Regions from separate parts of the Homo sapiens genome. Here region 1 is linked to region 2. A link is an interaction called in ENCODE POLR2A ChIA-PET data of the cell type or tissue named here. Cell type or tissue: PC-9. All regions are shown on one strand. Links, peaks and the distances in the headings refer to the core of each region. The heading gives the core; the rest is flanking DNA.

Region 1 (2,918 bases), core at 330-2,829, 78 kb before region 2:
GGTCATCTTTCAAGTAGATCCCTAGGACAAATCACGGTACATTTTCAGTGGTGATCACAATGGATTAACCCTGTCAAGGTTTCTCAGCCCAATTTCTTGAACAATGTAAGTCCTGGGGTCTCTACAACTCAAGAATAGTAAGGGCATGTCACAATAATTGCTCTTAGATCTATCACTGATGTTGATTGGAAATAAGTTGCAAGCTAGGTGTGATTAGATTGAGGACCAAATGAAGGAGAAAGGGAGGGAGGGAAAGAAGGAAGAACATGACAACAGGCAGGCAGGAAGGAAGGAAGGAAAAAAGAAAGAACAGAGGAAGAGAGGAAAGAGTAGAAAAAGAAAAAATATCCAGAGAACAAAAGCTTTTGGAATTTTTAAAATGAGAGAATTTTGAAACAATGTAAATGTCAAAAATTGATAAATAATTACTTTCTAGATGAGAATGTGTATTTGCTTCCACTAATTGTTCTCAACTTCACAAAAATTGCCAAAAATTGCCTTCAGAGTCCCACTTATTAAAACATTCAAAAGATACAAAGTCCTGAAGAATATGTAATAACTTTGCATAGAGTGTGTACTGAAAATGAAAGATAATAACGTCACTTAAGTGGAAAAGCTTTAGTATTTTCACTATGTTAACCAAGTGTACGGTCATGTGGCACATAATTTCTTAATGCTATGAATTTGTGTAGCTTATGATAGCTAGCTAGAATACTTATTTATCTTCAAAAACACTTTGACATAGTTTGAAACGTGACATGTTCAGTGGAAATCTAACGCAGGGGATTCAAACATTTTCTAGTTTAGTAACCACCTTGCATAATTTTCTAAAAAAAGTCTCAAGTAGAAAAACAAAAAACAATACTTTGCTCTGACATACATTGGTTAAACAGGAAATTAGTTGTCACAAACCATCATTCAGAAAATATTTTAAATTAATTTACATTTTTATAAATCTCAATAAACTCCTCCTTGCATTTGAAAAAAATCACCATGTGTGCAAGACATGTTATTTATTCAATCTTCAGACATGCTTATTTCTCCTGTAAATTTAGGGGACCCATGCAATAATTCTGCGTCCCCTTAATGTCTATGCCTTGTAGGTTTTAAGAGAATAATCACTTAGTTACCATTAAAAGTCCAAAATACTATAAATTTTTATTTTGAGTGAAGTAACATTAATGGTCCCCTTCTCATTACTCCTCTAAATAATATCTTCTGAGCCATATACTAGTATTCTTAATGCGATCAAAAGTAGTGAATCACTTGTCTTTAACCTAATTACACCAGAAATGTTTAGTGTTGGTATGCATACAAATAAGCTTGGCTTCAATATTTTATTTCATTGCAGCATCTGCTCTAAAAGGATTTTCCCTCTAAAATATATGCTTTATTGAATACTTAAATATGGTCTTTTGAACAGCACACGTAAGATTTCTCTAGATAATGCATTCTAACAAAACTTCCTTAGAAAGATCCGCACAAGGTATTATTCTTTCACTTATGAACAATACATTATTTACGTGTAGAATAGCAACTAATTACAATTGCTCTATCATTCTAGTTGCTTGGCTGTGATTTCTAAGTTTATGAATGCCTTTTAAAAATGTTCTACCTAAGAGTCAGGTGGATACATTACAGCAAAAATAAGCTTGTTTTTATAATTCTGTAAAAACTAGTAACACAATTCTCTTCTGGTCATATGACACATATTGAATTTTAACACTTTTGCTTCATCTACATTTCCCCCTACATTTATATCCCTGTCTATATCAAGGAATTGATTAGAAAGCTACTCAAGCAAGCTTAAGTGAGGGAGTTCTACTGTAGGCATTGAATAGATTTTTCTGATATCTATGGTGAGTATCTATTGCTTGGTTGGCTTAGCAACATTTCCACCTTTTCCTCTGGAAATATCTTTCTTCTTCTGACTTCAAGCTTGGAGTTTCAACGTCCCTGTGTCCTTACAACCCGAACATATGATGAGATTATCAGAGGCTTTCTCAAGTTGTTCAAGTTGTTTTCAAACTGTAACTAAAGAAAGAGGGTTTCTGTCTGGTGACAGCACTAAGAAAAAATGTTCCCCAAAGTCAAAATATCTGATTCGATTACAGCAACAACATTCACATTTATTAAGTTCAGACATTCTACTAAGCACTTTGAACATTTAACAGCAACTCTATCATTATACACCACATATTACAGGTAAGGAAACTGTAGGTTAGAGTCGATGTCCAAGTCTTAGTGCAACTAAGTCATAGTGCTCTTATCTAAGTCAGGCAGTCTAATTTTAATCTGGCAATGTTTACCTATCACTTTCTAACAGTGGAAAGAAATCTGCCTGAGTGTGAGGTGCATCATACAAAGAGAAGCACAGATGAGGGATTCGATAAGAGTGGATGGTGGTATTTGAGTCTATAGATCCAGCTGCTTCTCAGCTGTGCCAGAACCTCTCCCCTTCCTAGAGTTTGACTGTTAAACATTCCTTTAATTCTGATATTTCCTATTCTCCTAATAAGTCTCAACTTTTTTCTCCCTTAATGTAATTTGAGTTGAGTTGCTGAATCTCCAAAGAAGGGAAAGATAGTAAAGGTGAGTCCCTCAAGAATGGGCAGAGGAATTGAGAAGCCAACATTCAGCGTTGCTCTCTTTGCCTCTCAAGAATACAAAGGCTCCCTTTCTTTCTGCTTCCCTCTCTTTTCTTTAGATCTTATCTTTCTCTCCACTGCTTTTCTCCAACTACTCATTTTATTTTCCCTGACTAGAGATCTCCTTTCCTTTTTCATGGCTTTTTTGTTTGTTTGTTTTTTTTCTACACAATGTACAATTTATTTCAAAGGGATCAAGAAATAACATATATATGTATATATACATATGTGTGTGTGTGTATATATATATACATATAGGCTTTTGTTATA
Region 2 (2,918 bases), core at 104-2,603:
ATATATATTTCCCAAAAGAAAAATATTTACACACACACAGTAAATATCATGACAACCTTTTTACTTTTACTTTGGGAGATCCTTGAAGTTTTCTGTAGTAGCAGGAATTCTTAATATAAAGAGCTTATTAATTTACATCACAGATTGTATTTACTATTTCCACATAGATTGTGAAGCAGGATATACAAGTTTAGTTTGTACGCAAGGTACCAGATCCTCACATCACTAAATGCAGTGCTGAAATAACCGCAAAATATATGGCATACAAATGTATTAATATAGTTTTAAGAAAAGACCGAAGATAAGTTAACAAATACAGGATTTTAAATTAATATATTTATATAGCAACAATTTATTCCCTATATTTAGTCCACATGAGAACATTAAATTTCTGTGCATTCAGTCTTTGTGGGATTTACTTATTACACTTCAATTTTTAAATTTCTAGATGGAAATTTTAAGGGGATAATAAAAGAATAGAAATATTATTTTGAATAATGAGCCATTTGCATCGGGAACCAGCACAGATGAGATACTGCTTTTCCAAATTACCCTGCTTAGGATATATTTGCATTGATTCAATACAAAATTTAGCTTCTATAAATTAATAGCAAGCAAGCATCCGTGTCATACCACTGCTTTGCAGTTTAACCAAGGTAAAATATAGTTTGCATAGTCATTTACATCGCTACTACCATTTACATTCTCTTGTTCGAATAGTATGGTCTGCTCTGCTTCCGACTTTCAGAAAGTCTACAGTAAAACAGCCTCAAAATATAAACCCATGTTATCCTAGCACGTTCCCTTTAAGATAGTAGAATAGTAGGAAATTAAGTAGCAAGGCAGATAATGGAGCAGTGGTAGAGGAGGATCAAATTGCCTCCTATAATGGAGACCGTAATCTAAAATGTAAATCAAAATTAATATCAGAAGAACACTCCCGCTGCCATTCGAACCTCCTGGCTCGGTTTCACAGCCTCTTAAGTTGACAGAGCCTGGAGTTGCCGGTCTCCCCACCTTGGAAGCGGTGGACGCCAAGTGCACTAACAAGGCAGAAAGCGAGGGCGAGAGAAGAGAACAAACGAACTTACTTTGCCCTTCAAATTTCCGAATGATGGTCCCCAGAAATGTATTTTGTGGTGCCACATGCCCCCTGCGCACAGGCATGTTGGCCCCGGTCTTCCGAGGAGCGCTCCCCCGGAGCTCTGGAGTTCTCCCGGGATCTCTCCTCGGCTAGAGCCCAGGCCAGCGCGCGAGCCGCTCTTTGTGGCAGAGCATCCTCTTTTGAAACCAGAATTCTCTTCCCATTAGCACCACTTCTAGACACCCGCTTTCCCCACCGGAGTCCAATCCATTCCCCTCACCTTCCGGAGGGGGCCTCGCACCGGACTGCCGCGGGTGAGAGGGTTTGGGGGTGGGGAACGGGAAGGAGGCGGGGTGAGGGGAGGTGGCGGGGGAGGGAAAGAGGGAGGGAGCTGTGGGGGTGGGGTGGGAAGGGGGCGGGGAGTCACAAGGGCAATCGATCTGTTTCTCTTCTCCCAAACAGCGCCAATTTCCCAGTGCAAATGGGCTTAACCTGGCGGTTGCCCAGAGCAGTAAGGAATGGCTGAGGGGGGATGGAAGACTTGTGCCGGTTTTGCTGGAAGGAGAGAGAGAAAAGGAGGCTGGGGGTCGGCGGGGTTGACGTTTCTATCCCCGCCCTCTCCCCCTAACACACACACACACACACACACACACACACACACACACACACACACACACACACACGCTCTCTTTATCTTGGTAGCTTGGGCGCCGCCACAGCTCGGATTACTCAAGCGTGCTTTAGCGGAAGCCAGCCAAGAAATCTCCAAAACTCAGTGACAAACAGCTACTCTGGGAAGGTGATCTCTACGGCCACCGGCCACAGGGCTCCGTCCCTGAGCTCCTCACGCCGCAGTAGCTAAAGCACCCTTAGCTGCAAGGAAAACACAGGTGGGAAAACAGTTTCTTAATGAGGAATATTTGTAAGCTCTGTTGGCGCTCAGCAGGTTGAAGATTGACAATGAACCACCTAAGGGTGCAGATTTAGCCTCAGGGTGCAGCTCGGATCCCTGGGTTCAGCGGAGGTGGGTGCCGAAGCCCGAACTGAATTGGCACGCAGGTCCCTGCCCAGCGCTGAGCCGCGCCTCGGGAAAGACTGAAAGCTGCCCGTGCCGCTGAGCATGCCCAGTTTCTGCCTGAGTCCCTGGAGGGTTGCAAGATTGGGGGTTGATTTGGTCTCCAGGTGCCGTAGGCTGCGAGGAAGATGAGACGGCCAAAGATGAGAAGGCCAAAGATTGCGAGCGACTAGTACAAAAGAAGGAAAGAGTTTGAAATAGGTGAGGCTGAGCGCCAGGGGGAAGGAACAAAAGGTGGGTGGGGCTAAGAGTTACCAGCCTTGGCTGTGACCTCCGATGCCACTCATCTCCGGAACACACTAGCCACATTCTGCTCTCCTCCACCATCTCTAAGGAGCCATCTCATATAGGATAGAAAAGGGTTCAAGGGGCGGAATAGAGTCCTCTTCCTTCTCGCTTCTCAAAGGCTGCCAGCGTGGGAATCTCAGGGTATACAGACACTTCTGTTCAAATAGTCCTCCTGGAGACTTAGGAAAATAAATGTGACAAGCTGTGCCAGGAAAGCGTGTTTTTGAAGCTGTTTTTCTAGTTTTTCTTGGTTCTTTTCCCTTCATTTTTGTTATCTTCCCCCCACCCACCCCCTTGAACCTAATAGCCCCTCTCCACGCCCCTTTCTCTAAATGGAATTTGCTAAGATTTCAATCTACTCAAGCAGAACACAGATGAATCTCTCATTTCCTGCTGGAGATAAAGGTCCAGAGATTCCTGTCAACACATGCAGTTGCATGATAGAATTTGGGGGGGTTCTTGCAGCTCATT

What was found. ChIA-PET counts read pairs that join two places held together with the same protein. Peaks named below come from ENCODE experiments on the same cell type or tissue, not always from the same donor. Only the 100,000 strongest peaks of a DNase experiment are listed, where the experiment ranks them.
Region 1: POLR2A ChIA-PET joins it to region 2 with 13 read pairs; 2 of 35 experiments call an interaction of 5 or more read pairs at or near these places.

Annotation. Positions count from the first base shown.
Region 1 is chr2:162,759,409-162,762,326 of GRCh38, forward strand. The region is part of intron 2 of KCNH7 (potassium voltage-gated channel subfamily H member 7); the gene reads right to left. Among named protein-coding and RNA genes, the nearest start is that of KCNH7-AS1, 8.1 kb to the right of the region's middle. In PC-9, for the core only: no CTCF peak of the experiment used is centred there; no DNase peak of the experiment used is centred there.
Region 2 is chr2:162,837,352-162,840,269 of GRCh38, forward strand. It overlaps KCNH7 (potassium voltage-gated channel subfamily H member 7), which reads right to left and starts at 1,416. Exons shown (of 16, transcript NM_033272.4): 1 at 1,092-1,416. The coding sequence starts at 1,167. In PC-9, for the core only: no CTCF peak of the experiment used is centred there; no DNase peak of the experiment used is centred there; H3K4me3 peaks cover 675 bases; H3K27me3 peaks cover 306 bases.